Regions from separate parts of the Homo sapiens genome. Here region 1 is linked to region 2. A link is an interaction called in ENCODE POLR2A ChIA-PET data of the cell type or tissue named here. Cell type or tissue: Caco-2. All regions are shown on one strand. Links, peaks and the distances in the headings refer to the core of each region. The heading gives the core; the rest is flanking DNA. Region 1 overlaps SPPL3 (signal peptide peptidase like 3). Region 2 has its middle 33 kb from the start of HNF1A-AS1.

The links. Peaks named below come from ENCODE experiments on the same cell type or tissue, not always from the same donor. Only the 100,000 strongest peaks of a DNase experiment are listed, where the experiment ranks them.
Region 1: POLR2A ChIA-PET joins it to region 2 with 8 read pairs; 3 of 35 experiments call an interaction of 5 or more read pairs at or near these places.

The regions. Positions count from the first base shown.
Region 1 is chr12:120,819,296-120,834,663 of GRCh38, forward strand. All of the region lies in intron 1 of SPPL3 (signal peptide peptidase like 3), which reads right to left. Among named protein-coding and RNA genes, the nearest start is that of SPPL3, 77 kb to the right of the region's middle. RefSeq lists an enhancer at 3,593-3,662. In Caco-2, for the core only: no CTCF peak of the experiment used is centred there; no DNase peak of the experiment used is centred there.
Region 2 is chr12:120,931,483-120,946,850 of GRCh38, forward strand. No RefSeq gene overlaps it. Among named protein-coding and RNA genes, the nearest start is that of HNF1A-AS1, 33 kb to the right of the region's middle. In Caco-2, for the core only: no CTCF peak of the experiment used is centred there; a DNase peak (open chromatin) is centred at 5,849.

The DNA of each region.
Region 1 (15,368 bases), core at 5,972-9,971, 110 kb before region 2:
ATGATTTTGTAACATCATGCATTGGTAATTTGGAAGATACTGATTTGCTGAGTTATGCCGCTCTTCCAGATGTTGTCTCTTTTCATTATACAATATCTGAAAAATCATATTGTTAGTACCATTCTTGGGGCTTATGGTAGCAAATACAAATTTTCAAAAATTCTATTTTCACTTGAAAGCTCAAATTTTATCATTGATAAAAACACTTTTTTTCCCTTTAAGTGACAGGCTCACTTGATTCGTTTTTGAGAAACTATCTGCCAAATATGCCCAAAAGTCATTCTTTCAAGTAAAAATGGTATTCCAATTTTAAACAAATCTAGTTCAGTTAGCATCTCAAATGACTGCACAAGTGGTTTCCTCAAGATAACCAATGGTACTTTGGAATACAGCAGAAGTGCTTTGTGGAAATTTTCCATTTTATCATTAAAAATTTCCATTTTATCACTTAGTGTACTCAAGGGTTAAAACTTAACAAAAGAAACTTTTACTGCTTCGTCAAGAACATTCTAAGTGTAAATGGCATTTCAGAAGATAAGCTGGGTGCCTGGTGATGGAGAACACCATGATTACCAGGACCGCCTGGTGCCACTGCCTTGATTCAGGTGAGGGCGCACCAGAGGTTTTACCCACCATTGCTTTGCCACCATGAGAAAAAAGGTGCGAAAATGAAAAAGACAAGTAATGTTAGTAGTACTATGAAAACCGTATGACCCTATGGACCCCATGACAGGGTCTCAGGAATCTCCCATGGTCCATGAGCCACATTTCGGGAATTGCTGCCTTCTACCTTTACCCATAAGCTCTGGCTATGCAAACTGCTAACACCTTCTCACATGCAATTCTTACAGATCACAAAACACCAAAGGTTGTTAGAATTTTTTTGCTATCCAAAATTTCAAATTTAAAAATTATATGCAAAAAAACTTGTATTCCATGCTTACAGAAATGTTCATTTTTCCCTTTATGGAAATATGTTGAAATAGGACTTAATTTGTATCTTTCTCTAAATTTTTTTTTTTTTTTTTTTTTTTTGTGAGACAAGAGTCTCGCTCTGTCGCCCAGGCTGGAGTGCAATGGCACAACCTTGGCTCACTGCAAGCTCCGCCTCCCAGGTTCACGCCATTCTCCTGCCTCAGCCTCCTGAGTAGCTGGGACTACAGGCGCCTGCCACCACATCCGGCTAATTTTTTCTATTTTTTAGTAGAGACGGGGTTTCACCGTGTTAGCCAGGATGGTCTCGATCTCCTGACCTTGTGATCTGCCCGCCTCGGCCTCCCAAAGTGCTGGGATTACAGGCGTGAGCCACTGTGTCCGGCCTATCTAAAAATATTAGTCTAACATTATAATGTTGGAGATCATTGTTTTCCACATTTCCCCATATTTTAAAGGAAAAAACCAAATATGTATTGCAAGCTTAATAACAGAATAGGTATGTTATGAAATAAAAATTTAATACATTAAATTTAACCATTTACGTGCAAGGTACAAGTAGTAAATAAAATAGTTACTTAAGGCTGGGCGCAGTGGCTCACGCCTGTAATCCCAACACTCTGGGAGGCTGAGGCAGGAGGATTGCTTGAGCCTAGTAGTTCAAGACCAACCTGAAAAACATATGGAGATCCCACCTCCACAAAAATATCAAAATATTATCCCTGCATTATCACAAAATATTTCATGGAAAGACATATATGAAATATACTATATGTTAATATTTTATATTTTACCAAGACTAATACAATGAAAAAATGATTACTTCCATCAGAGATACAAAATCTGCTGACTGAGCAAATTCATATGAAAGAAAGGTATTAGTCTTCAAGGCAGTAAAGATGATCTGGAGTAATTTTGTTTTCAAATACATCTTATTGCCTAGGATAGATAAGAAAGGATTTATTGCCGGGGGCGGGGAGAGGGATTGAAACAGAAAGAAGACCCCACATTAAAGGCTTCGATGGCAATATGCTTCAACTTTTTCCTATGAATTATCCTCTAAGACAGGTCCTCACATCATAGTTTCCAAAGCATGCGCTTTTGATTGTGACTTGCGCACACAACCAGCAACACACTGTGGTTCCTGTGTTCAACACTGCAGCCGGAAACAGCCCTGGGCTGGCTGCAGCAAACATAAGGCAAGGGAAAGAAATTAGGCAACTGGTTTCCTCGGACAAAGCCAATAGGTACAAGCTGGATAAAGCAGTTTTGCATTTTTATTTGGCCAAGGGACTTATTTACAGAAAAAAAAAATTATAATACAGCTTTTGAAGGTATCTTTGTATCATGATCCAAGACTGCTTTAGAACTTGTACAAAATAAATCTCCTTAAAAACTTGCAAAAATCTATGTTAACATGCTGGTTGAAATTACTATTTCATAAGAAAAATGCTACTGGATATCTAAATACCCTCTCAGGATATGTGCTCATAAAACTTACTAAAGCCTAGGTATTTGCCCCAAATAACTGAAAGCAGGGACTCAAACATACTTGTACACCAATTTTCACAATGGCTGGGCCGTGAATAATGGGTTGGGTTGGGTGGAAGTAACCCAAGTGTCTATCGGTGAATGAATGGATAAATAAATTGTGGTACAGCCATCCAATCAAATATTATTCATCCTTAAAAAAGAAGAAAATTCTGATACATGCTACAACATAAATCAACTTCAAAAACATGATGCTATGTGAAATAAACCAGAAAAAAGAGACAAATATTGTTATGACTCAACTTATATGACAGACCTAGATTAGGCAAATTCATAGAAAAAGAAAGCAGAATAGCGGATACCAGGACTGGAGAGAAAGGGAATGGGGAGTTTTTGTTTGATGCATACAGAGTTTCTGTTTGGGATGATGAAAAAGGTCTGGAAATGAATAGTGGTGACTGTTGCACAAAACATAAGTGAACGTACTTAATGTTACTGAACTGTACACTTAGAAAAAGTTCAATGGTAAATTTCAAATTGTATGTTATGTATATTTTACAATAACAACTTTTATAAAACTTAAGGAAAATTTTAAAAACTGCTCTTAACCTCTAAAAGAACTGGTTTTTACTGTATCTGTTTCATTAAAAGATTATTCCCTGCCATTTAATGCTGATAATAGTTTTAGAAATGATTCTAGAAACGAAGTCTTAAAAGCATCCCTACAATTCCAAAATCTAACTTCAAGAAGAAAATTTCCAGTGACTTTTAAAAATGAATGCTACAGATTGACATTTAGTTATTTCCTGGGGGCTAACCTCTCCTAGTGACAAATTCTGTGGACAAGCAAACAGGAGCCTAAGAGTTTAAATCACAGTTCATCCCTTACTTCTATCAGGACAAACTAGGGTTTCTGTCTGGGATGATGAAAAAATTGAAGAAGGAAAGTCTCTTGAGCCCCAGAGCAAGGAGGGATTAGACAGACTGAATTTCAGTAGCAAATCTCCAATGACCCTGGGGGCACACTTCTACCTGCATATACCACGGTCACCTCAAATTCAACACATCTAAAAATCAAACCAAATCTCTCCATCATCTTGCAGTATCTAATGTCTGTTACAAGCTCCAACTAGAATAAATACCTCTGGTCACTGTTCTGTCCTATCTTATGTATCACCACATGCATGAGGACTCTGCTAGGTACTAGCACTCCATGATAAAGACTCAGCCCCTACCACCCACCAAGAATTGCCTAACAGGGAGACAAAAAGAAGTAAACAGGTTGCCAAATTAAACAGACAGGTGTAGGAACTCAGCATGGAGGCCTATGTGACAGTGCGACCTGCTGGGAGTTCACAAAGTAGTCAAGCAGTTCAGTTGGGCTAGAGAGGAGAGAGCAAGAGTGAGTGATCATGCGTGCAAGAGACAAAAAGCAAGAGCTAGAGCATATTCCCACAAAGGTGTCTGTGAGAGACGGAGAGTGTGTGTGTGGGGGTGGGGGGTGGGGGGGCGGCGGCGGTGGCGGGGAGGACAGAGAACAAAAGGAAGAAAGGCCAGTTCACATAGGGCTACCAAAGCTAGGGATCTGGCTGTATTTGCCGTCTTCACTGGTATCTCCTTGTCACACTGTGCCTTCTATCCCCAGCACTCCATGGAATTTGCTCTCCCCAAGATCATCAACAATCTTGTTGTTACTTAATCTAGTAACACTTCAGTCAATATCTTACTTGATATCCCCGCTCCCCTTGCAGGATCTGACAACAGTAGCCACTTCCTTTTCTTGAAACAATTTTATCCCAGCTCCCACGACATCCTACTGGATTTCTTCCCTGCTCTCTGGCTCCGTATTTTCTCCTTCTCCTCTGCCCATCAGGGCTCTGTCATCAGTTCTCTTTACTTCTTACTCCACATCTCATCTCTGGGTGATACTGTCTACTCTCATGCCTTTGGTTATCATCTATATAGGCTGATGATTCCCTTTTCCAAGTTGTAACAGCAATCTTTTACTGAGTCATGTGCCCAGCACTGTCCTAAGAGCTTCCCATTATGATCCCCATTTTGTACAGATGAAAAAACAGAAACATAGTGGGGTGAATTAACCTATTTGTTTTACTATAGTCATTGTGTTTTATATAATTCACTCTATCACAAAGACATTTTTTTTTTTTTGAGACGGAGTCTCACTCTGTCGCCCAGGCTGGAGTGCAGTGGCGCAATCTCAGCTCACTGCAAGCTCCGCCTCCCGGGTTCACACCATTCTCCTGCCTCAGCCTCCCAAGTAGCTGGGACTACAGGCGCCCGCCACCAAGCCCAGCTAATTTTTTCTATTTTTAGTAGAGATGGGGTTTCACGGTGTTAGCCAGGATGGTCTCGATCTCCTGACCTTGTGATTTGCCCGCCTCAGCCTCCCAAAGTGCTAGGATTATAGGCGTGAGCCACTGCACCCAGCCCACAAAGAAATTTAAAAGAATGGCACGAAGAATTGTTAGGAAGAAGCAAGCTGAAGACCTACGTATCACATAAAACCACTTTTATTAAAAATGGGACTATTTCACATTTCTGTATTATTTGAGTTTTTAAAATAACACTAAAATTTTTTTTTAATGGAACACAGGATTCTGGTGGAAACGTTAGCAAAAAAGACAAAAAAGTGTTAGTGATGTCTGATTTGGCTATATTTTTCACTTATACTAAATACTAAAAGCTTGTGTTCTTCAGTCGGATATAGAATTTAACAAGTAATACTACAGAGTAAGTTCTATAGCAGAATTTAATTTTCAAAGAGCCCAATTTAAATACAATGGTTTTCTTAAACTTTTATTTTTTCTGAGACAAGGTCTCACTCTGTCACCCAGGCCGGAGTGTAGTGGCATGATCACGGCTCACTGCAGCCTTGACCTCCTTGGGCTCAGGTGATCCTCTCATGTCAGCCTCCTAAGTAGCTGGGGAGACAGGCGCATGCCACCACATCAGGCTAATTTTTTTTGTTTGCAATTTTTGTAGAGATGGGGTTTTGCCATATTACCCAAGCTGGTCTTGAACTCCTAGACTCAAGTGATCCTTCAGCATTGGCCTCCCAACTTGCTGGGATTACAAGCGTGAAGCTGCCTGGCCTTCTTAAACTTTTGACACTGTTTTTCACACAGAAAAGAGTAACAAACTTCCATGCCCTATTCATTTGAAAAGACAATTTAAAAACACTTAAGTAGCTACTGTAACAACATATTTCTAGAAAGCTTAACTGCAGATGGAATGGAACAAATGTTAAAGGGTAAACATGCCCCCCACCCCCAGTCCCTTTCTCATAGTGTGCCCTTCCTTATATGACACTACCTTAAGTCTACTGGATAGTCATTATATTTATAACACAAATGGAATCTTAATTACTAACACCTTAAACTCATTTAAAAAAAAAGGACAGATCCAAACTTACATAATGTCAGTTTGATCCAGAACAATGTTCACAAATTTTAATTCATTAAATCCAAAATAATAAAGTTTTACTAAATTAATAATTGAAAAACTATATAATCCAGCCAATTATTTAGTTTGAAAAAACAAGCCTGACACACTAAAAAGGAAATTATGGCAAAAGCAGCCCCAATTCAGTTAACTGAATTTGTTATCAAACAGACCTGATGTATTCAGAGAAAAATTTTTCTGTGAGTTAGGAAACACTAAAGAGCATCTGTTTATTGAGCACCTGAAAGGAGTTTGGCTTGGTAGAGAGAAAAGAGAGTGGAGGTGAGAAAACAAATCCCAAAAGAATAAAGGTCATGATCTTAACTCTCTAGTAACAGGGCACATGTACACAGGAATATCAACAGGAGCAAATATCGCTTGTCTTACGGAAGAATGGAATTCCAGAGAGACTCACTGCAAGATCAGCTTCTGTTTACAGAGGGGTTAAATTATGGTGTACTTGAAGTCAAGGTTTGTTAGCAGGATTTTAGCTGCTGGAGTTTTAACGTCACCTGAAAACATTGCTTTTATTCAACTAGTAGAGTAAAAATCATAAGAGTCTATAATATTTTTGGAAAATCAGTCAGGCAGAAATATTCAGTGTAGATAAATTGGGCAGAAGAGACTAGAATCAAGGAGACCAAGTAAGATTCTTATGATAATCTAAGCATGAGGTGATCAAGTCTAGGTTAGTACGAAGTGGAAAGAGGAGGTGCTATAGTCACAAACTATATTTTGAAAGAAGAACTAATGGGACCTCTCTTTGTCCAGGGTGTCTATCTCTGGTGACACACTCACTGGTCAAGAGAATGAAAGCAGGGCAAGAGTTAGGACGGGCGCAGTGGCTCACGCCTGTAATCCCAGCACTTTGGGAGGCTGAGACAGGAGGATTACCTGAGGTTGGGAGTTCGAGACCAGCCTGACCAACATGGAGAAACCCTGTCTCTACTAAAAATACAAAATTAGCCGGGCATGGTGGCACATGTCTGTAATCCCCGCTACTCAGGAGGCTGAGGAAGGAGAATCGCTTGAACCTGGGAGGCAGAGGTGGCGGTGAGCTGAGATTGCACCATTGCACTCCAGCCTGGGCAACAAGATTGAAACTGTCTCCAAAAAAAAAAAAAAAAAAAGAAAGCAGGGCAAGAGTCAAAATTTCCATGGGTTATGACAAACTCAAACCTAGACCTACCTGCCTTGCCCTCTAACAGTGCTGGATACCTGACTGGGCATCGAAATCCCAATTTAGGCACTCATGTATGTGGCAGAGACAGTTAGAGGTCACAACTTAAGGCAGAACCCTTGACACGGATCACCTCCACCTGGCCTAAAGCTTACCTAACAGCAAGCCCAAACAGCACCACCAAACAGTGCCAGGGGAAACCTGTTCAGTGTTACACAGCCTAGTAAGTGATAAGAGTCTCTGCAAAATCGCTCCATAAAGCAGACACTCAGCTGTCTCTGGCCTTAGCAATAAGAAGAATATTTAATACCCTCGTTTTTCAGAAGTATATACAAAGGATCAATGACTAAGGTCTTTGATCTTTAGCTTCTCTAAAAAGATTCACATTAAATAATGTCTTGGAGTTTTCACCTAAGTTTATACCTGGAGTCCTGCTGTCCAGGACTCCAGGAGGGGAGAAAACACCAATACAATCTACTGTTTGAAACTAAAATAACAATGAGATGCCCTGGGTGATTTTATTTATGAATTTTCTAATTAATCCTGACAAAATTGAGACATTCATAAAATGAGTGTCAAAATTTAAAAGTCATATACTGGAAGAGGTTATTTTTATTTGGTAGCTGTAAAGGGTGCTGGACTCTGTTCTCCAGTTGGTGATTTCTACCAACCCCGAGAATGTTTTCAGAGGAAACTTGACTTAGCAGGAGTCAAATTCTTGGTTAGAGTTTAAATCACAGTATTTTGAAAGTGTGGGTTTTAAAGATTTTTCCAAACTATGTTTTCCTCTATATAGGGGGGCCACAAACAGCCAAACAAAAGTTATCTGAACTTCTTTATATAATAAACATGAGAAATACCCTTAACAGGGAAGTAGTTCTTTAAAAACTATCCAAGAAGCCAGACAAAACTTATTTGAAAGGCCTATGAGACCAAGAAATATAACTGCTGCTATAATAACAGGAACAATAATAATAATAATAATAATAATAATATAATAATATAATAATAATAACAATAATAATAATAATACTTTGGGGGCTCTTACTGAGTTGCTAGACTTCATACAAGCTGTTTACATTTTCCTCATTTCATCTTTTCAACTTCTCCCTGAGGAACATACTTCCACTATCAGCTTTAGAGATGAGGATACTGAAGCAGAGAGATGAACTAGTTTGTCCAAGGTCAAACAGCTGCACAGCTTCAAGGAAGAAGAACTAGCATTCCCATCCAGGCAGCCTGGTTCTAGATCCAGAGGTCATGCTTTAAACCATTTTACAACACTCCCTAGCTCAACCTGGCTTGTGCCCCCCAGCCTCAGCTGGGATCATTAAGTTGTATCATGAATCAAAACGCACCCTCCAAGAGCTAATGGTAAACACCACACATGGACCATTTTCCAGACTGGCCCATAAAAACAAGTCTCAAATAATTTTTTTTTTTTTGAGACAAGTCTCACTCTGTTGCCCAGGCTGGAGTGCAGTGGTGCCATCTTGGCTCACTGCATCCTCCGCCTCCCAGGTTCAAGTGATTCTCCTGCCTCAGCCTCCCGAGGAGCTGGGACTACAGGTGCACACCACCACACCTAGCTAATTTTTGTATTTTTAGTAGAGATGGGGTTTTGCCATGTTGGCCAGGCTGGTCTCCAACTCCTGACCTCAGGTGATCTGCCTGCCTCAGCCTCCCAAAGTGTTGGGATTACAGGCATGAGCCACCACGTCTGGCCTAAGTCTCAAATAATTTAAAAGAACTGATATTATACGAAATATGCTCTCCAACTACAATTTAAATTAGAAATCACCCAAAGGAAAATCTGTGAAAATCCCCAAATATGTGGAAATTAAACACACTCCTAAATAACCCATGGGTCAAATAAGAGATCACATGGAAAATTAGAAAATATCTTGAACTGAATGAGGATGAAAACAAAACATATCAAAATATGTGGAAGGCAGCTAAAGCAATGTTTATACAGGCAAATCTACAGCATTAAGTGATTATACTGGAAAATAAAAAAAGGTTCAAAAATCAAAGTTTTTGCCTTAAAAAAAACTAGAAAAAAAAGAGCAAATTAAACTCAAATCAAATAGAAGGAAGGAAGTAATACAGAGCAGAAATCAATGAGACTGAAAACTACAAAATTCCTTTCTGCAGAAATCCATCGGCTAGTTCCAAAATTTGTATGAAAGCAAAGGAAGTAGAATAGCTAAAACAATCTTGGGGAAAAAAAGTTGGAGGATTCACATTAACTGATTTAAACACTTACTATAAAACTACAGTATTTATAGTGTGAATTGGTGAGGAATACACGTACTGTTCAATGGAACATAGATTCCAGAAATTCACAAATTTATAACCAATGAATTTCTAACAAAAGTTCCAAGAGGAAAGAAAGTCTTTTTTGTTTGTGTTAGAGATGGAGTCTTGCTCTGTTGCCTAGGCTGGGGTGCAGTGGCGTGATCACAGCTCACTACAGCTTCGAACTCCTGGGCTCAAGAGATCCTCTGCCTCAGCCTCCCGAGTTGCTGGGACTACAGGTGTGTGCTACCACTTCCGGCTAAGTTTTTTATTTTTATTTCTTGTAGAGATGGGGGTCTCTCTATGTTGCCCAGGCTGGTCATGAGCTCCTGGGCTCAAGTGATCCTCCTGCCTCAAGCCTTCCAAAGTTCTGGGATTAGAGGCATGAGTTATTGGGCCCAGACTAGGAATAGTCTTTTCAACAAACAGTGTTTGAACAACTGGATGTAAATATGCAAAACAAACAAAAAGCCTCACACTGTATGCAAAAACAGATCATAAGCTTAAATGTGAAACTGAAATCCATAAAGCTTCTAGAAGAAAACAGAAAAATCTTTGTGACATTGGGTTAGGTTAAAAATTTCTTAAAACACAGAACAGATCATAAAAGAAAATTTGATAGGTCAGACCTTATCAAAATAAAAGCTGCTCTTTGGCTGGGTACGGTAGCTCACGCCTGTAATCCCAGCACTTTGGGAGGCCACGGCAGGCGGATCACTTGAGGTCAGGAGTTTGAGACCAGCCTGGCAGACGTGGTGAAACCCCGTCTCTACTAAAAATACAAAAATTAGCCCGGCATGATGGTATATACCTGCAGTCCCAGCTACTCTGGAGACTGAGGCAGGGGAATCGCTTGGACCTAGGGGGCAGGGGTTGCAGTGAGCTGAGATTGCACCACTGTACTCCAGCCTGGGTGACAGAGGGAGACTCTGCCTCAAAAAAGAAAAAAAACAAAACAAAACTGCTCTTTGAAAGACACTGGTCAAGAAAATGAAAACACAAGACATAGACCAGGAGAAAATTCTGCAAAATACATATCAAATAAAGAACTGAGGCTGGGTGTGGTGGCTCACACCTGCAATCCCAGTACTTTGGGAGGCCGAGGTGGGCGGATCACCTGTGGACGGGAGTTTGAGCCAGCCTGGCCACCATGGTAAAACCCTGTTTCTACTAAAAATATAAAAATGAGCCAGCTGTGGTGGCAGGCATCTGTAATCTCAGCTTCTTGGGAGGCTGAGACAGGAGAATCACTTGAATGCGCGAGATAGAGGTCGCAGTGAGCTGAGATCGCACCATTGCACTCCAGGCTGGGTGACAAGAGCAAAACTCCATCTCAAAAAAAAAAAAAAAGAAGAGTAAATTTCACTGTTCACGAACTACACCTTTAAAAATCTGACTTTAGTATCCCAGTGAAAAGACAGTTAAGATGGTGGCTGGTACTGGGGTGAAACTCATGGTAGCTGTGAGAAGTTATCTGGTCTTAGATACATTAATATTTGGAAGATGTATCTACAGGATTTCCTGACAGAGTGAACACAGAGCATGAGTGAAAAAGAAGCCAAAGATGACTACGACCAAGCAACTGGGAGAATGAAACACCATCAGCTGAAACGAGATGGAATAAGGGAGAGGGGAGGGGGAAGGAGGGGGGAGGGGGAAGGGAGGGGTGGGGGGGAGGTGGAAAGGAGGGGGGAGGGGGAAGGGGTGAGGGGGAAGGGGAGGGGGGAAGAAGGGGGAGGGGGAAGGGGAGGGGGAAGAAGGGGGAGGGGGAAGGGGAGGGGGAAGAAGGGGGAGGGGGAAGGGGAGGGGGGAAGAAGGGGGAGGGGGAAGGGGAGGGGGGAAGAAGGGGAGGGGGAGGGGTGGGGAGGGGGAGAGCAGAGGGGAGGGGAGGGGAGGGGGAGGGGTGGGGGAGGGGGGGAAGGAGAGAGAGAGAGAGAGAGAGAGAGAAGGTGTACATGCATATGTTGGGGAGAGCAAGGGTGGTGAGGAATTCAGTTCTAAGCTTCCAGTCTGGTATAAAACAGAGATAATCCCATTACTTATCTCATAGTTTTGTTGTTTCACTTTGGGTAAACATCACTGCATTCCTTCATTTCACTTAGAAGTCCTATCAGGCTGACTTTTTTGTGACCCTAGAAGGAAGCCCAGCCATCACTTAGTTCTGCTTACTGTAGCTTGATGGATGTGATGGTTAATTTTATGTATCAATTTGACTGAGCTAAAGGATGCCCAGCTACGTGGTTATACATTATTTCTGTTTGCTGCCTATTTCTGTGTGTGAGAGTGTTTCTGGAGGGGATCAGCACTGAAGTGGGAACTGAGTTCAGCAGATGATCCTCCCCAGTGTGGGAGGGCATCATCTAATCCACCAAGGGCCTGAACAGAACAAAAAGGCGGAGGAAGGGCAAATTCTCTCTCTCTCTCTCTCTCCTTGAGGTGAAACATTCAACTTCGGTCCTTAGACATTCCCACTCTTGATTCCTGGACCTTCAGACTCAGATCAGGAGTTACACCATCGGCTCTCCTGGCTCTCAGGCCTTTGGACTTGGACTCAGTTTCACCACTGGCTTTCCTGGTTCTTTAGCTTGCAGATGGTGGTGCTTCACAGCCTCCATCTCTGCCCGAGCCAATTCCTATATAAATCTCTTCTTACATACACATCATATATACCCTATTGGTTCTATTTCTCTGGAGAACCCTAATACAATGGGTCCTCCAGCACTCACCCCAAATTAAGCATGTTTCCTTTTACAAAAGGTAGAAATGTCCACTCTTCATAAGTCCTTTAATCAGGTCCCATTCAAACTCCTCTAAAATAAATTTCTCCAAAATTCTATTTCTATATTCCACTTTGCATGCTCACTGTTTATGCCACTGTTTATGTGAAGCAGAGGTTAGGATACCTTGGGAATTCATGTCTCAGCCACTTGTATCTCTAATACAGCTTTCCCTTCCTACTGTGGAGTTTATCATTTCCACTAATAGGTGTGTGCTTAATAAAAACAAAACATGAATTGCTTCTCTTCTCCCATCTCTTTAAGCCATCTGTTCCCCTGTAGTTCTGTAGTTCCTTATCCTTTTTGCAGAGGCTCTCCATTTTCTCCTTTACACTGTCATTTTAATCTGGGAGTTGAGAGAAAGAATCTGATAATTGCCACCCCCTCACACCACTACCACCAAAGAAGCCACTACGAATTCCCACTGAAAGCCTTTTGTTCTAAAGGGAGAGCCAGTCCTGTGCCTACTGCAGTACTGTCACCTAGAAACCAAAATTCTCAGCTGACATAACATTTCAGGACTAATCTAATTCCTAAGAACTACTCAGCACAGTTCAAAATATAAAAAACCAGCTACAGCTCTTGCCTCTTTATCACCAATCTGAAATCTCAAACTGTAAATTCATAATAGCAATTGTATCTGCTTAGTTTTATCGAGCTTTTCCTATGTGTGGGGTACTGTGCTAAATAAGTGCTTTAACTGAATCAGCTCATTTAATACTCAAAATAACCCTGTGACAACATTTTCATTATTATTACTCATAAAAACAGGACACCTTGGAGATAAGCAAGAAGCAACATTTAGACTGTGTACCACAGAGTAGGACATTTAATTAATCCCCCAAGAATTGTGAGATTGGTTTTGCCTTATATTATTATTTTCTGACTCTAATATTAAAAAAGAGAAAGAAAAATACAGGTGTGCCACCTCTTAAAGAAAATGAGCTATTTGGGGCCAGGCACGGTGGCTCACACCTGTAATCCCAGCACTTTGGGAGGCCAAGGTGGGCGGATCACCTGAGGTCGGGAGTTCAAGACCAGCCAGACCAACATGAAGAAACCCCATCTCTACTAAAAATGCAAAAAATTAGCCAGGTGTAGTGGCGCATGCCTGTAATCCCAGCTACTCGGGAGGCTGAGGCAGGAGAATCACTTGAACCCGGAGGTTGCAGTGAGCTGAGATCACACCATTGCACTCCGGCCTGGGGAACAAGAACGAAACTCCGTCTCAAAAAAAAAAAAGCTATTTGGAAATGAAAGTGAAATTCTTTTTATTTTACTTGGAAATCCTTATATCCAAGGAAGAAACCCAAGATTGCCCTCACAGCAGGTCCAAAGCTCACCATACCATATAGGAGGCCTGTTTCCATACTGTAGTTTAATATTAGAGATTTGAGTTGCACAGGAAGACTCTTTACAAACAACCAGTGTGTTAGACAAATGTTTTACTGAGCACTTCCAAAGCATAAGAGACTATTTTAGGCACCACATCAGCACTATGGGGATCTGGTGATAACTCACTGCTTCTGAGTCAAGATTACAATCTAAGTAATAAGATGTGCATAAAATAACTTTAAATGCACTACAAAGAAATCTACATTTCAATAAAGGAACATAAGCACTATAGGAGTTCAGAGGAAGAAGAGATTGCTTCCATCGGAGAAGGTCAAATTAGCCCCTTCTGAAGAGGTAAAATTCGAATTATTCTTGAAGAATAAGTAGGATCTGAAAATGTGAGATCCATTAGGGAGAATAAGATTCAAAAGCAAAGGGTACAATAAGAACGATGGCATAATGACAAAGAAGTGTGGGGCATGTGTTAAGTACTTGGAGCTTACTTGGAGCATGGGTACCAGAAAGGGAACAGAGGAAAACAGGGTTGGCCAAAGAGGTTAAATGTGACTGTGGCAGGCCTTAAAAAGGAGACAGCCTCGATAGGAAACTAATATAATATTCTAGGAAGAACGTCTGAATCAAGGCAGACACCAGAAACATTTTAACAAATAGGATGGAGAGCATTTGGGAATGACTTAGTATGAGGAGCAAGAGACATGTAGGAATGAAGCTGGGTAAATGAGAGGATGGTAGTAGGTTAATAAAAACATGAAACAAGCCAGGCGCAGTGGCTCATGCCTATAATTCCAGCCCTCTGGGAAGCTGAAGTGGGAGGATCACTTGAGGCCAGGAGTTGGGAGACCAGCCTGGGCAATATAGTGAGACTCCATCTCTCCAAAAAAAAAAAAAGAAAAAAAAAAAAAGGAAAAAGAGAAAAAAAGGAGGAAAAACAGATGCATACAACTAGGGAGAAAAAAGAGTTGTTGAGTTTTAAAGTGTGTGTGTGTGTGTGTGTGTGTGTGTGTGTGTGTGTGTGTTGAGTTTCAAGTGACAGAGGAATATTTAAGTGGTGAGATCCATTTTTAATTTATATAACTGAAGTGGGCTCTAAATGCGGGGCTACAGCTGAAAACTGAGATCTCATCTTGACACATACACATGAAGCTGACTGTGAGTCTGCACAGTACTGACCTTTGAGAATAAGCATGCATACAGGGTGACACATTTTCACATGTGCTCTACTTTAATCCTTATGAAGCAACCTTGTGAGAGAAATATTATGATGTCCTGAAATTATAGTATTTGGCCTGTAAGTTCTTCCTAGCCAACGAGTTCACAGTTAGAACCAGTTTTACGTTAACCACATCTGCTGAATACAGAAAAAAGGAAACCACTACAGATGGAATTTTAAGTCTTCAGTTTATAACAGACAATCGAGAGAGAATGAGAATGTTTCAGTTCATTTTTACTCCTTGTAGCTGCCTGACCCTTCAACACAATCATGTGCTAACCAGTTCCAAGCCAACTATGCCCCTGGTTAACAAATGGGCAATGGAGTGGTGAAATGTGATCGGTGGTCCATGAAGTCTTTTTGGTTGTCTCCAACAGGGGTTGGAGTGGGCTCTGAGTAGGGGTGGTTGGTGGGGACTCTGCCCTCTGAAGTACCCTTTGAGAGACTGCCCAGAAGAGAGATAGGCCATGAACAGCTTCCCCGTAAACACCTTCATAATCGGGAGGTGGGAAGCAGAGGAGAACCATGGATGTTGCCAACCAAGGAGATGTTAGAAATCTTTGCTAAAACAAATGAAGGCATTTCCTCTCCCGTCGCCATACTCCTTCTGCAATCTTACACTCATTCTCCTTTTCTTTCACAGTGAACAGAGATCAGCTGT
Region 2 (15,368 bases), core at 4,066-8,065:
CGCTAAGGATTTTGCCAGAAACAGCTGCTGCCACTGTGGGACATAGGAGACCACATTAATTCTAGACCATCCCTTTTTCTAGGTACCCCCCACCTTGTGTTTCCAGAGATTTCTTTCTTTCTTTTTACTTTCCTTTTATTTTGAGATGGAGTCTTGCTCTCTCTCCCAGGCTGGAGTGCAGTGGCATGATCTCGACTCACTGCAACCTCTGCCTCCCGGGTTCAAGCAATTCTTGTGCCGCAGCCTCCTGAGTAGCTGGGATTACAGGCACACGCCACCATGCCCGGCTAATTTTTTTTTTTTTTTTTTTTTTGAGACGGAGTCTCACTCTGTCACCCAGGCTGGAGTGCAGTGGTGCGATCTCGGCTCACTGCAAGCTCCGCCTCCCGGGTTCACGCCATTCTCCAGCCTCAGCCGCCCGAGTAGCTGGGACTACAGGCGCCCGCCACCACACCTGGCTAATTTTTTGTATGTTTAGTAGAGATGGGGTTTCACCATGTTAGCCAGGATGGTCTCGATCTCCTGACCTCGTGATCCGCCTGCCTCAGCCTCCCAAAGTGCTGGGATTACAGGCGTGAGCCACCACATCCACCCTAGATATTTAATCGAAATGATCCAGCTTGGTGAGGGCAAGTATCTGACCCTCTTGTCTTTCAATATCGGAATAAAGAAACTGAGCCTCAGAGCAGGCTCATGACTTGCCCAACGTCACACAGAAAGCTTGTGGTCAAGCCACATGTCAAATCCAGACCTCCTGACTCTGGTTTTCTAATCGAACTGTAAAGTGCTTCAGGACTCATGAGAAGGGAGAGGAATGTGAGGCATGGCGACCAGGAATGAGGCACCTTGGTGGAAGTGGAGGGTGGAAGATGGAGGAACATCCTAAAGGATGGCTAAAGCTGGGAGAGAACACAGGGGAGAAATGAAAATAAAACAATGCTATAAAGGGGCTGGCGTGGTGGCTCACGCCTGTAATCCCAGCACTTTGGGAAGCCGAAGAGGGCAGATTGCCTGGACTGAGGAGTTCAAGGCCAGCCTGGGCAACGTGATGAAAACCTTCCTCTACTAAAAACACAAAAAATTAGGCCAGGCTCGGTCGCTCACGCCTGTAATCCCAGCACCTTGGGAGGCCGAGGTGGGCGGATCACCTGAGGTCGGGAGTTTGAGACCAGCCTGACCAACATGGAGAAACCCCATCTCTACTAAAAAAATACAAAATTAGCTGGGCATGGTGGCACATGCCTGTAATCCCAGCTACTTGGGAGGCTGAGGCAGGAGAATCGCTTGAACCCAGGAGGCAGAGCTTTCGGTGAGCCGAGGTGGTGCCATTGCACTCCAGCCTGGGCAACAAGAGCGAAACTCCACCTCAAAAAAAAAAAAAAAAAAAAAATTAGCCGGGCGTGGTGGCAGCATGCAGCTGTAGTCCAAACTACTCGGGAGGCTGAGGCATAAGAATTGCTTTAACCTGGGAAGTGGAGATTGCAGTGAGCAGAGATCATGCCACTGCACTCCAGCCTAGGCAACAGAGCAAGATTGTCTCAAAAAAAAAAAAAAAAAAAGGGTGCAACGGAAGTGAAGTCACAGAGGAGAAAATGCTGTCCTAACTTAGGGCTGGACAGTTCTTTTTAGAGCTGGGGTTGACCGGGCAGGGTCAGGTTTATGAGAGGACACTGAAGCCACGCGTAGAAGAGGCGTGTGGACTCTGCCAGCTGTCAGCACACCGGGCTGTCACGATGCACTCAGGTTCCAATAATGTGCTGAGAATGCAGGAAAGGCAGCTCAGGGCTTTATAGACTCGCTGCCCCCAGTCCATCCAGAGGCCCAGAGAGGCCAAGCTACTCACCCAAGGACACACAGGCCTTGAAATCTGATACTTTCTGAATCCCAGCACTGCATGGCCTTTGCGTTCTGTGAGTGGCTCACACTGGGGAGCTGGTGACACCCTGACATGGGCTCCATACTTGCTGCTCCTTCTGCTTTTCTTCCAGTGGCACACTTGAGGGATGCAGGGACTCACATAGGACCAATTCCTGCCCCACTGTGTCCCCTAAGTAACCCACATCCAAAATATATCCCGAATTCAGCCATTTTCCTTCTTAGGTCAATTCATTCCTTCTCTCTCTCTCTTTCTCTCTCTCTCCTCTGTCAGAGAGACAGGGTCTTGCTCTGTCACCCAGGCTGGAGTGCAGTGATGTGGTACAATCATAGCTCACTGCAGCCTTGAATTTCTGAGCTCAAGCAATCCTCTTGCCTCAGCCTCCCAACTAGTTGAACTACAGGCATGTGCCACTGCATCCAGCCAAGTTTTTTTTGTTTTTGTTTTTAGTAGAGACAAAGTCTCGTCATGTTGCCCAGGCTGGTCTCAAACCCCTGGGGTCAAGCAATCCTCCTGCCTTGGCCTCCCAAAGTGCTGGGATTACAGGCTTGAGCCATGGCGCTGCCACCGCCTACTCCTCCTCCTCCTCCTCCTCTTCCTCTTCTTCTTCCTCTTCTTTTTTTTTTTTTTTGAGTTGTACAAGAAAATGAGAGGCCAAAGGCCCGTGATTTACAGGCAGCCTGGTGGAGGAGAAGTGGTGTGTAGTGCTGTTACATGGTCTCTAGGGCCATATACTCCGGTTTGAGTTTCTAGTTCTTTGACTATATGACTGTGGCTAAGCAATGAAGCTTTCTAGACCTGCGTTCTCATTCATTAAATAGGAATGATAACACCTCATAAGTATCTAAATGAGATACTGTAGGTAAGTGTACATCATAGAATTTTAAATCTGGTAAGTGTGTGGTAGGCTGAATAATAACCCCTAAAAGATGTCCAGGTCCTGCCGGGAGCAGGCTCACACCTGTAATCCCAGCACTTTGGGAAGCCAAGGTGGCGGGATCACCTGAGGTTGGGAGTTCAAGACCAGCCTGACCAACATGGAGAAACCCCCTCTCTACTAAAAATACAAAATCAGCTGGCCGTGGTGGCACATGCCTGTAATCCCAGCTACTCAGGAAGCTGAGGCAGGAGAATTTCTTGAACCCGTGAGGTGGAGGTTGCGTTGAGCCAAGATCGCGCCATTGCACTCCAGCCTGCGCAACAAGAGCAAAACTCTGTCTCAAAAAAAAAAAAAAGATGTCCATGTCCTAATCTCTAGAACTCTAGAACCTATGATTATAGGAAAGGAGACTTTGTAGATGCATCAAATTAATATTTTTGAGATGAGGAGATTATCCTGGATTATCTAGCCCAATATAATCACACAGGTCCTTGGAAGAGGTGGGCACACCAGAGTGAGCGGTAGCAGATTTGACGATGGAAACAAGAGGTTGTAGTGATCGATGAAGGGAATGTGAGCCAAGGAATGCAGGTGGTCCTCTAGAAGATGAAAAAGGCAAGGACACATTCTTCCCTCAGAGCCCTCACAGGGAACTAGCCCTATAAAACCGATGTCAGATTCATGACCTCCGCAACTATGAGAATAAGCTTGTGTAAAGTCAATATTTGTGGTAATTTCTACAGCAGCAGTAGGAAACTAATATAGGATGTTACTCACATTTATTCATTTGTTTACTTATTTATGAGACAAAGTCTCGCTCTGTTCAGGCTGGAGTGCGGTGGTGTGATCTCGGCTCACTGCAACCTCCGCTTCTCAGGTTCAAGTGATTCTTCTGCCTCAGCCTCCCAAGTAGCTGGGATTACAAGTGTGCACCACTACAGCTGGCTCATTTTTATATTTTTAGTAGAGATGGGGTTTCACTATGTTGGCCAGGCTGGTCTTGAACTCTTGGTCTCAAGTGATCTGCCTGCCTCAGCCTCCCAAAGTGCCAGGATTACAGGCATGAGCCACCGTGCCCAGCCTCTTCTTCTTTTCTTCTTCCTTCTCCTCCTCCTTTTTTGATTGAGATATAGTTCACAAACTATAAAATTCACCCTTTTAAAGTGTGCAATTCAGTGGTTTTTAGTGTAGCTATCAACTTGCCCAACCACTTTCATAATCTACTTCCAAACCATTTTTATCTTCCCCAAAGAAACCCCACACCCATTCACCGTCATTCCCCATTCTCTCACCACCCCCAACCTCAAGCCCTTGTCAACATCTAATCTAATTTCTATCTCTATGGAGATGCCTATTCTGGACATTGCATATAAATGGAATCATACGATTTACAGTCTTCTGTGTCTGGCTTCTTTCACTCTGCAGAATGTTTTCAAGGTTCATCCATGTTGCAGTGTGTCAGTACTGCATTCCTCTTTTTTTTTTTTTTTTTTTTTTTTTTTTTTGAGACAGACTCTTGCTCTGTTGCCCAGGCTGGAGTGCAGTGGCACGATCTCAGCTCACTGCAACCTCCGCCTCCTAGGCTTAAGCAATTCTCATGCTTCAGCCTCCCGAGTAGCTGGGATTACAGGCCTGTGCCACCACACCCGGCTAATGTTTGTATTTTTAGTAGAGATGAGATTTTACCAGGTTGGCCAGGCTGATCTTGAACTCCTGGCCTCAAGTGATCCACCCACATTGGCCTCCCAAAGTGCTGGGATTACAGGCATGAGCCACTGTGCCCAGCTGCATTGCTTGTTATGGTCAGAATGATTCTATTGTACAGATAGGCCACATTCTGTTCCCTCGGTGGATGGACATTTGGGTTGTTTCCACTTTTGAACTACTATAAAGCTGCTATGAGCTTTCATATATAAGTTTTTGTGTGAACATGGTTACTGCTTGCCTGGATGAGACCGTTAACCTCCTCACTGGACTCTCAGCCTCTGCCCTTAACCCACACAGGGTCCATCCTCCTCACAGCAGCCAGAGGAGTCCTTTGAAAGTCAGGTCATGTCATTCCTGTGTTCTAAACCACCAGTGGCTCCCCAGTGCCCTGAGGATAAAGTTGAAGACCCAGCACAATCTCCACCCCAGCTCCAGCCCCACTTCTTCTTCACTGGCTGGCTCTCAGTTCCTCAAATGAGCAATCCTCCTTCCTGCCTCCCTCCCTCTGCAAGTGCCGGCCTTCTGCTTGGAATGCTTCTCCGGCTCCTTATTCCCTTCTGCCTTTAACTCCTCTTCATCCTTCAGGTCTCCAGGGAAAATCAGGGTTCAGGGAGGCCTTCTTTCTCTCTCTCTCTCTCTCTCTTTTTTTTTTTTTTTTGAGACAGCATCTCACTCTGTCGCCCAGGCTGGAGTGCAGTGGAGCGATCTCGGCTCACTGCAGCCTCAACCTCTGCGTCTCAGCCTCCTGAGTAGCTGGGATCACAGGCACGCACCACCAGGCTGGTGAATTATTTATTTATTTTTTGTGACAGAGTTTCGCGCTTGTTGCCCAGGCTGGAGTGCAATGGTGCAATCTCAGCTCACCGCAACCTCCACCTCCCAGCTTCAAGCAATTTTCCTGCCTCAGCCTCCCGAGTAGCTGGGATTATAGGCATGCACCATCACACCCGGCTAATGTTGTATTTTTAGTAGAGATGGAGTTTGTCCATATTGGTCAGGCTGGTCTCGAACTCCTGACCTCAGGTGATCCGCCCCCCTCAGCCTCCCAAAGTGCTGGGATTACAGGCGTGAGCCACTGCGCCCGGCCTGAATTTTTTAGTTTTTTTGTAGAGACTGGGTCTGGCTATGTTGCCCAGACTGGTAGGGAAGCCTTCACTGATCTTCCCACTAAGAGGCACTAGGGGTGGGTAATGAGGTTGGAAGGGCAGAGTGAGGGGGTTTGTCTTGGAGCTACCTGTTGGTCACTGTAGAAGACGTTGTGGGTGTCCTGCCCAGATCCTTTTTCTCAGCAGATGCTTCCATTCCCCAGCTGCTAGGAGTGTTGGCTGCTCCCTTCTCCAGAGAACTGTGTTCACGCAAGGGGCCCTGCCACTCCTGGGAGGTTACGACATCTCCATTCCACTCCCCTGCCTAGCAGCCTGCAATGACATCAAACGGGTACAAAAGGCTGGCCTCAGCCAGGCTCAGTGGCTCACGCCTGTAATCCTAACACTTTGGGAGCTGAGGCGGGCAGATCACCTGAAGTCAGGAGCTCAAGACCAGCCTGGCCAACATGGTGAAACCCCGTCTCTACTAAAAATACAAAAATTAGCTGGGCATGGTGGTGCATGCCTATAATCCCAGCTACTCCGGAGGCTAAGGCAGGAGAATCGCTTGAATCCAGGAGGCAGAGGTTGCAGTGACCCAAGATCATGCCACTGAACTCCAGTCTGGGTGACACAGCGAGACTCCATCTAAAAAAAAAAAAAAGGCTGTCCTCCTTGCCTCAAGGTGGGAGGATTCCATGGCGCAGTTTAGACTCCAGTGCACACCCTCCCCATGGTGTGGGTCAGGCCAAGAATAGACTTTACCTGAGGCTTGGACCCTGATCCTCCCCATCCTGCTTCCTCTCCCTCACTCCTTAGTGAATTGTGTATGCCTGTCTCAGACTCCACTTCTAGGGAATTCAGAAATAAGATAATATTTTCCTTTCCATGAGATTGACAAATTGTCCATGTCAATATCCAGCCTTTCCCCTCCCTACTCCTGCTCATGGAAATGAAAGGGAGGAAGGCTAAACCCACCCCCAACCCCTCTTTGGCACTGCCCCTGTGGGTCAGTATCCTGTGAGTGCTTCCCAGGGCACGACACACTTGCCGCCCCTACATTCTTCACTTGTTTTTGTGACTGTTTGTTTTTTTAGAGACAGGGTCTCACTCTGTTGCCCAGGATGTGGTTCAGTGGCACAATCATAGCTCATTGCTCAGTGGCACAATCACAGCTCATTGCAGCCTCCACCTCCCAGGCTCAAGCCATCCTCCTGCCTCAGCCTCTGGAGTAGCTGGAACTACAGGTGTGCATCACCCCACCCAGCTCATTTATTTATTTATTTATTTTTACTTTTCATAGAGATGAGGTGTTACAGTATTGCCCAGGCTGGTATTGAACTCCCAGGCTCAAGTGGTCCTCCCCACTTGAGCCTCCCAAAGTGCTGGGGTTACAGATGTGAGCTACTGCACCCAGCCCTACTGTTGATGGCCTCTCCCCAACTTGATTTTAAGTTCTCTAAGGGCAGGAACCTCATCTGTCTCATTTTCTACCTTATACTCACTACCTGGCACCTTGGGGGACCCTAATAAATATCTGGTGAGGGATGTTCCTTGTCACCCTGTTTATAATACCAAGAGACGGAAAACAACCTAAATGTCCATGAAAGGAGAATTATTAAATATATCATAGCATGGCTTTACAATGGAATACTATACACCCATTAAAAATGAACAGGGCTGGCACAGTAGCTCACGCTTGTAATCCCAGTACTTTGGAAGGCCGAGGCAGGAGGATCACTTGAGGCCAGGATTTTGAAACCAGCCTGGGCAACACAATGAGACCTTATCTCTACAAAAAATAGAAAAAATTAGCCAGGCATGGTGGTGCATGCCTATAGTCCCCAGCTACCCAGGAGGCTGAGGCAGGAGGAAGATTTAAAAAATGAACAAAGTAGATGGATGTGCACTGATATAGAACAATCTCCAAAGTGTACAGCTAAGTGAAAAAAAGCTAGGTGTGGAATGGAATGGTATGTATAGTATGCTATTCTTTGTGTTTAAAAAAGTAGGCATTTTCAAAGACAAAAGCTCCAGAATATACATAGGATTACAAAAATACTCAGCAAGGTAAAACTCACAGTTCCACAACCAGTCAAAAAAAAAAAGTATATGTACATTTTGGCTTGCTTATCCATAGGAGATTAGCTATCTCTACAGTGGGAACCTGCATGTCTACATGAGGTGGAAAGGGAACTTTTCACTCTATACCTTCTGTCTTCTGAATGTTTACTATGTTCACAGCTTAGCTATTCAAATAATACATAATCTTTAATAAGTTTTTGAATGAATGAATGGAGCTGGAAAAAGAAGCCCTTTTCATGCTCTCTATACAAAAATGGCTAAGTCCCGTCCAGCTTGGGCAATACAGTGAGACCCTTCTCTGCAAAATACAAAATAAAAAAACTAGCCAGGTGTGGGGGTGTAGTCCCAGCTACTAGGAGGCTGAAGCTGGAGGATCACTTGAGCCCAAGAGATGGAAGCTGCAGTGAGCTATGATCATGCCACTGCACTCCAGCCTGGGCAACAGAGTGAGATTCTGTCTCTTAAAAAAAGAAAAAAAGAAAAAAAAAAAAGACCCTCTGGTCAGCTGGGCTTGCTTCCCCAGCAGACTTCTTCCTTCCTTGATTTCATAGACCCACATGCAGCCAGCAGCTCTGGGTCCACTTCCCCATTGTCCTACAGCTGAGGCCAGAGACGTCAAAGAAACCTCAAGGCACCTCCCAGTCATCAGCCAACCGCTTGGGAACCAGCATAGGGCAATAGAAAGGACGTGGGATTTATTTGCTATATGTATTTCTGAAGCCTAAGAAAAAAAATGTGCAAGCACTTTGACCCAGAGATTCCATTGCTAAGAATTTATCCCAAAGAAACAATGAAGGATTATGCATAAATCTTTAGCTACAAGGATATTCATGGAATGATTGCTTATGACAGTGGGGAAAAAAACAGAAACAACCTGCAGGAATAGGAAACTGACTAAATGAATTAGGCTGCATTCACGTGAAACACTGTACATATTCCTTATGCAGCTTATGGTATTTTTTTTAAGAGATAGGGTTTCGGTATGTTTCCCAGGCTGGAGTGCAGTTGCTATTCACAGGTGCGATCATAGCATCCTACAACTTTGAACTCTTAGGCTTGAGCAATCTTCCTGCCTCAGCCTCCTGAGTAGCTGGGACTATAAGTGCATGCCACTGTGCCAGCTTCCTTTTTTTCTTTTTCTTTTTCTTTTCTCTTCTTTTTTTTTTCTTTGGGACAGAGTCTTGCTCTGTCACCCAGGCTGGAGTGCAGTGGTGCAATCTTGGCTCATTGCAAGCTTTGCCTCCCGGGGTTCACACCATTTTCCTGCCTCAGCCTCCCGAGTAGCTGGGACTACAGGCGCCCGACACCACGCCCGGCTAATTTATTTGTATTTTTAGTAGAGACGGGGTTTCACTGTGTTAGCCAGGATGGTCTTGATCTCCTGACCTCGGGATCCACCCGCCTCGGCCTCCCAAAGTGCTGGGATTACAGGCGTGAGCCACCGCGCCCGGCCACTGTGCCAGCTTCTTATGCAGTTTTTAAAAAGTTGTTTAGTCCTGGCTTACACAGTGAAACCCCGTCTCTACTAAAAATACAAAAAATTAGCCGGGCATGGTGGCGGGCGCCTGTAGTCCCAGCTGCTAGGGAGGCTGAGGCAGGAGAATGGCGTGAACCCAGGAGGCGGAGCTTGCAGTGAGCCGAGATCGTGCCACTTCACTCCAGCCTGGGCGACAGAGCAAGACTCCGTCTCAAAAAAAAAAAAAAAAAAAAAAAGTTGTTTAGGCCAGGCACGGTGGCTCTAGTGGAGTAGATGACATCTCTTACTAAAAATGCAAAAATTACCCAGGCGTGGTGCTCTGTGCCTGTGGTCCCAGCTACTTGAGAGGCTGAGGCATGAGTATCACTGGAACCCAGGAGGGGGAGGTTGTAGTGAGGGGAGATTGCGTCACTGCACTCCAGCCTGGGCAACAGAGTGAGACTGTCTCAAAAAAAAAAAAGTTGTTTAAAGAAAGAAAAGGGCAAATGAGGCCAGATGTGATGGCCCATGCCTGTAATCCTAGCACTTTGGGAGACCAAGGCGGGAGGATGGCTTCTAGTCCAGGAGTTCAAGGTTACAATGAGATATGGTTGCACCACTGCATTTCAGGCCGGGGGACAGAGTAAGACCCCATCTCTTTTGTTTTGTTTTTTTGAGATGGAGTCTTGCTCTGTCGCCCAGGCTGGAGTGCAGTGGTGTGATCACTGCAACCTCTGCCTTCCGGGTTCAAGCGATTTTCCTGCCTCAGCTTCCCAAGTAGCTGGAGGGATGATCCACCATGCTCAGCTAATTTTTGTATTTTTAGTAGAGAAGGAGTTTTGCCATATTGGCCAGGGTGGTCTCAAACTCCTGACCTCAAGTGGTCCATCCCCTTTGGCCTCCCAAAGTGCTGGGATTACATGCCCGGCCGAGACCTCATCTCTTAAAAACAAAAACAAAAACAGAAAAAGAACCAATGAAAGGGATATCTAGTGTCAGACAGAGCTTGGTTCAAATCCCTGTTGTACTACTTATGAGTAGTGTGAGCTCCATCTACTGAGCCTCTGTTTTCCCGTTCTGTGAAATGGGTCTATCAAATACCATGTATTTATCAGGATTGGCTCACTACTGTAACAATGACAAATATCTCGCTGGCTGAACACAATGAAGGTTTATTTCCCTACCCCACAGAGTCTGATGCAGATGTTCCCAGGAAGGTAGAAGTCCTGGGCAGTCTTCTTCCAGCTGGTGGACTCTGGGCAGATGTTCCCGGGAAGGTAGAAGTCCTGGGCAGTCTTCTTCCAGTGGACGCTGGGATTGGGTTCCTTTGCATAATAAGGCTCCACCATCTTAAACTCTTTTGCCCTCATCCTTATGGACAGGAGACAGACAGAGCATGAAAGATCAGACTGGATGTTTTATGACCAGCCCTGGTGGGCGGGTACATCCCTTCTGCCCACTGACAGTGCAAAGTACATGTCCCTTTCTAGCTGCAAGGGGGCTAGGAACTGTAACCCAGTCAGTGCTCAGAAAGAGGAAATAGGTTTGGTGAGCCCTTTTTTTTTGTCTCATGGGGCTCCTCCTCCTCCTCCTCCTCCTCCTCCGAATGAATGAATGAATGAATGAATGAATGAATGAATGAAATAATTTAAACACAGTGGCACAGGGCAAGTGCTTAAATGTGTCAGGCATCTTTTCCTCCCTCCCTTCCCTTTATGGTTGATTCTAGATAGGACCACCTTGACTCTTCAAAAATTGATGCCCTCCTGAAGTTTTCTGTATGTTGAATCAAGATGTTTATGTGAGCTGGGCATTGTAGATGGGCTGGGCTTGGTGTCTCATACCTGTAATCCCAGCACATTGGGAGGCTGAGGTAGGAGGATTGCTTGAGGCCAGGAGTTCAAAGACCAGCCCAAACAGCATAGCAATACGTCATCTCTTAAATTAAAAAAAAGATGTTTATGCTGGTGGGGAAAGAGGGTGAGGTACACTAGAGGGCAAGGTGTCCATTTAAAGGAGGCCTGGAGAAGAGACCACCCATTCCACCATTCCACCCTCACCCTACCTCTCTTAGGCCATAGATGTTGCCAAAGGAATACCTGAGGCTGGGAAATTATAGTGAAACTCCGTCTCAGAAAAAAAAATATTAGCCAGGTGTGGTGGTGCGCGTCTGTAGTCCCGTGGGAGGCCCAGATGGGAGAATCACCTGAACCCAGGAGGTAGAGGTTGCAGTGAGCCAAGATTGCGCCACTGCACTCCAACCCGGGTGACAGAGTGAGATTCTGTCTCAAAAAGAAGGAAAGAAAAGAAAAGAAAGAAGAAAGAGGGCCAGGCAGGGTGGCTCACACCTGTAAACCCAGCACTTTGGGAAGCTGAAGTGGACGGATCACTTGAGGTCAGGAGTTTGAGATCAGCCTGGCCAACACGGTGAAACCCTGTCTCTACTCAAAATACAAAATTAGCTGGGCGTGGTGGTGAGCACCTGTAATACCAGCTACTCGGGAGGCTGAGGCAGGAGAATCACTTGAACCCTGGAGGCAGAAGTTGCAGTGAGCAGAGATCGTGCCATTGCACTGCAGCCTGGGGGACAAGAGCGAGATTTTTGTCTCAAAAAAAATAAAAAATAAAAAAAAAAGAAAGAAAGAAAAGAAAAGAAAAGAGAGGTAGAAGAGGTCACGTGAGCACACAGTAAGAAGGTAGCTGTCTACAAGCCAGAGAAGAGGCCTCAGAATAAAATCTACCTTGCCAACACCTTGATCTTGGACTTCCCAGCCTCCAGAACTATAAGAAATAAATTTCTTAGCCAGGCACAGTGGCTCATGTCTGTAATCCCAGCACTTTGGGAGGCTGAGGTGGGCAAATCGTTTGAGGTCACGAGTTCAAGATGAGCCTGGCCAACATGGTGAAACCCCGTCTCTACCAAAAATACAAAAAAAATTAGCCAGTCATAGTGGCACACACCTGTAATCCCAGCTACTTGGGAGACTGAGGCAGGAGAATTGCTTGAACCTCAGAGGTGGAGGTTGCTGTGAGCCCAGATCGCATCATTGCACTCCAGCCTGAGTGACAGAGCAAGACTCCGTCTCAAAAAGAAAAAAAAAAAAGGAAGAAATTTCTCAATCTACAGTACTTTGCTGTGGCTGACCAAGCAGATAAGACATAACAGAACCCACCTTAAATTATTGCTTTTTTTGACATATCTTTGACAGATATTTGAATATCTAGAAAGCACTTGAAGCTGTGTCTGGCATGGAGTTAGTCCTACTCACTGTTTTTTTGTTTTGTTTTGTTTGTTTGTTTTTTGAGATGGAGTCTTGCTCTGTTGCCCAAGCTGGAGTGCAGTGGTGCCATCTCAGCTCACCGCAACCTCCACCTTTTGAGTTCAAGGGATTCTCCCACCTCAGCCTCCCAAGTAGCTGGGATTACAGGTGTGCGCCACAATGCCTGGCTAATTTTTGTATTTTTAGTAGCGACAAGGTTTCACCATGTTGGCCAGGCTGGTCTCAAACTCCTGGCCTCAAGTGATCTTCCTGCCTCGGCCTCCCAAAGTGCTGGGATTACAGACATGAGCCATCGCGCCCAGCCCCCACTCACTGTTAAGATTGTCACACACCAGCTATATGTATTTATGGAATGAATAAACAAATCTATTTTGCAAAATAAGTTCTTAAATAGTGGATCTCTTAAAGTGGATTTACCTGTATTATTATCTCAGAATTCTTGGACACAGATGAACTTCTTCTTCTTCTTTTTTTTTTTTTTTTTTTTTTTGAGACAGAGTCTTACTGTTATCACCCAGGCTGGAGTGCAGTGGCGTGATCTCAGCTCACTGCCACCTCCGCCTCCCAGGTTCAAGTGATTCTCCTGCCTCAGCCTCCCAAGTAGCTGGGATTACAGGAGCACACCACCATGACCAGCTAATTTTTGTATTTTTAGTAGAAACAGGGTTTCACCATGTTGGCCAGATTGGTCTTGAACTCCTGACCTCAGGTGCTCCACCCACCTTGGCCTCCCAAAGTGTTGGGATTACAGGCATGAGCCACTGTGCCCGGCCAGATGAACTTCTTAAGAAGAGAACTTATAAAAAACAAAAATATCAACTTGAAATGGGCAGGTGGGTAGAAGTATGTATCTCCAACCCTTAGAGTTCCGAGAGCATCCACCAGGGGGCCGTGCGCCTTCTCCTTCTTCCAAAACTTCACTGACCCCTGGAAGCAGTCATTTCAGAAAGGAAGAGAAAGTTGGGTTTTTCCATGGGTTTACCCCATGGAAATAAACAAAGCCAATACAATCTCGGTGTGGCTGGGTGGGGAAAAAAAACAAAACAAAACTCAGGCCAGGGTAAGAAGAAGTAAGTCTGGGTCTTTGTTTCATTGGCCCTGGGGAGGAGCCTAGGTGATATCTCTGAGCCTCGGTTTTCTCATCTGGAAAAATGGAAATAATCCTATCTAGTGCACAGAGTTCTTGGGAGCACCAAATAAAAGCATTTTCTTTTTTTTTCTTTTTCTTTCTTTCTTTTTTTTTTTTTTTTGAGACGGAGTCCCACTCTGTCGCCCAGGCTGGAATGCAGTGATGCAATCTAGGGTCACTGCAAACTCCGCCTCCCAGGTTCAAGTGACTCTCCTGCCTCAGCCACCCGAGTAGCTGGGATTACAGGTGCCCACCACTATGCCCAGCTAATTTTTTTAATTTTTTTTTTTTGAGACGGAGTCTCACTCTGTTGCCCAGGCTGGAGGCAATGGTGTGATCTTGGCTCACCGAAACCTCCGCCTCCTGGGTTCAAGCAATTCTCCTGCCTCAGCCTCCCAAGTAGCTGGGATTACAGGCATGCACCACCACGCCCAACTAATTTGGTATTTTTAGTAGAGACAGGATTTCTCCATGTTGATCAGGCTGGTCTCGAACTCCTGACCTCAGGTGATCCAACCGCCTCGGCCTCCCAAAGTGCTGGGATTACAGGCATGAGCCACTGCGCCCCGCCAATAAAAGCATTTTCTAAAAGATCAGCTGTTGCTATCTGATATAGTTTGGCTGTGTCCCCACCCAGATCTCATCTTGAATTGTAGTTCCCATAATTCCCATGTGTTGTGGGAGGGACCTGGTGGGAGGTAATTGAATCATGAGGGCGGTTTCCCCCATACTGCTCTCAGGGCAGTGAATAAACCTCACAAGATCTGATGGTTTTATAAGGGGTTTCCCTTTTCACTTGGCTCTCATTCTCTCTTGCCTGCTGCCATGTAAGACGTGCTTTTTGCTTTCTGCCATGATTGTGAGGCCTCCCCAGCCGCGTGGAACTGTGAGTCCACCCTTTTTCTTTCTAAATTACCCAGTCTCCAGTATGTCTTTATCAGCATTGTGAAAATGAACTAATACACTATCACATCACTAAGTTACATGGACCCATTTTACATGGAGTATCTAGTTATAGGGAGAGTGAAGGTCCCTCAAGACCACACCCCAGGACTTGCCCAATTCAGGCCACCAATGTCTGTTGTTTAGCACTCAGCAATTAAATGCACTTAGATTGGACATAAATTCTTTTTGCCATAGTCTCTGCCATTACATGTTGTATACGCTTGTCTTGCTTTGCTTCACCTGCTTGGACCCTAAAGGGTTCTGAGTTTGCAACTTCTGGTCTAAATAGAGAGTTTTCCTCTGTGTCAGTCAGATGATATCTGGAGCGCTGCTATTTATTGAGGCAGGCACCAAGCTCTATGCGTAATATATGTAAGCCAAATATAACTAAGGCTTCTCATTGCCTCGTCTCTGCATGGTGACTTATTTGGCAGAAAAATATAATTGGAAGTAATTAAAATCTTTTCTCAGTCTCAAAAAAATGCCAGAGTGAGTATATTTTTAAAAAAGAGTGTTTTGGAGGTATAGTTGATATACAATAAACTGTACACATTTAAAGCACGCAATTTTATGAATTCTGATATAAGCCTACACCTGTGAAACCATCACCATGATCAAAATAATTGGCCAGGCATGGTGGCTCATGCCTGTAATCCCAGCACTTTGGGAGGCCGAGGCGGGCAGATCACGAGGTCAGGAGATCGAGGCCATCCTGGCTAACATGGTGAAACCCCGTCTCTACTAAAAATACAAAAATTAGGCGGGTGTGGTGGTGCACGCCTGTAATCCCAGCTACTCAAGATATTGAGGCAGGAGAATCGCTTGAGCCTGGGAGGTGGATGTTGCAGTGAGCTGAGATCATGCCACTGCACTCCAGCCTGGGGAACAGAGCAAGACTCTGTCTCAAAAAAAAAAAAAGGGGGG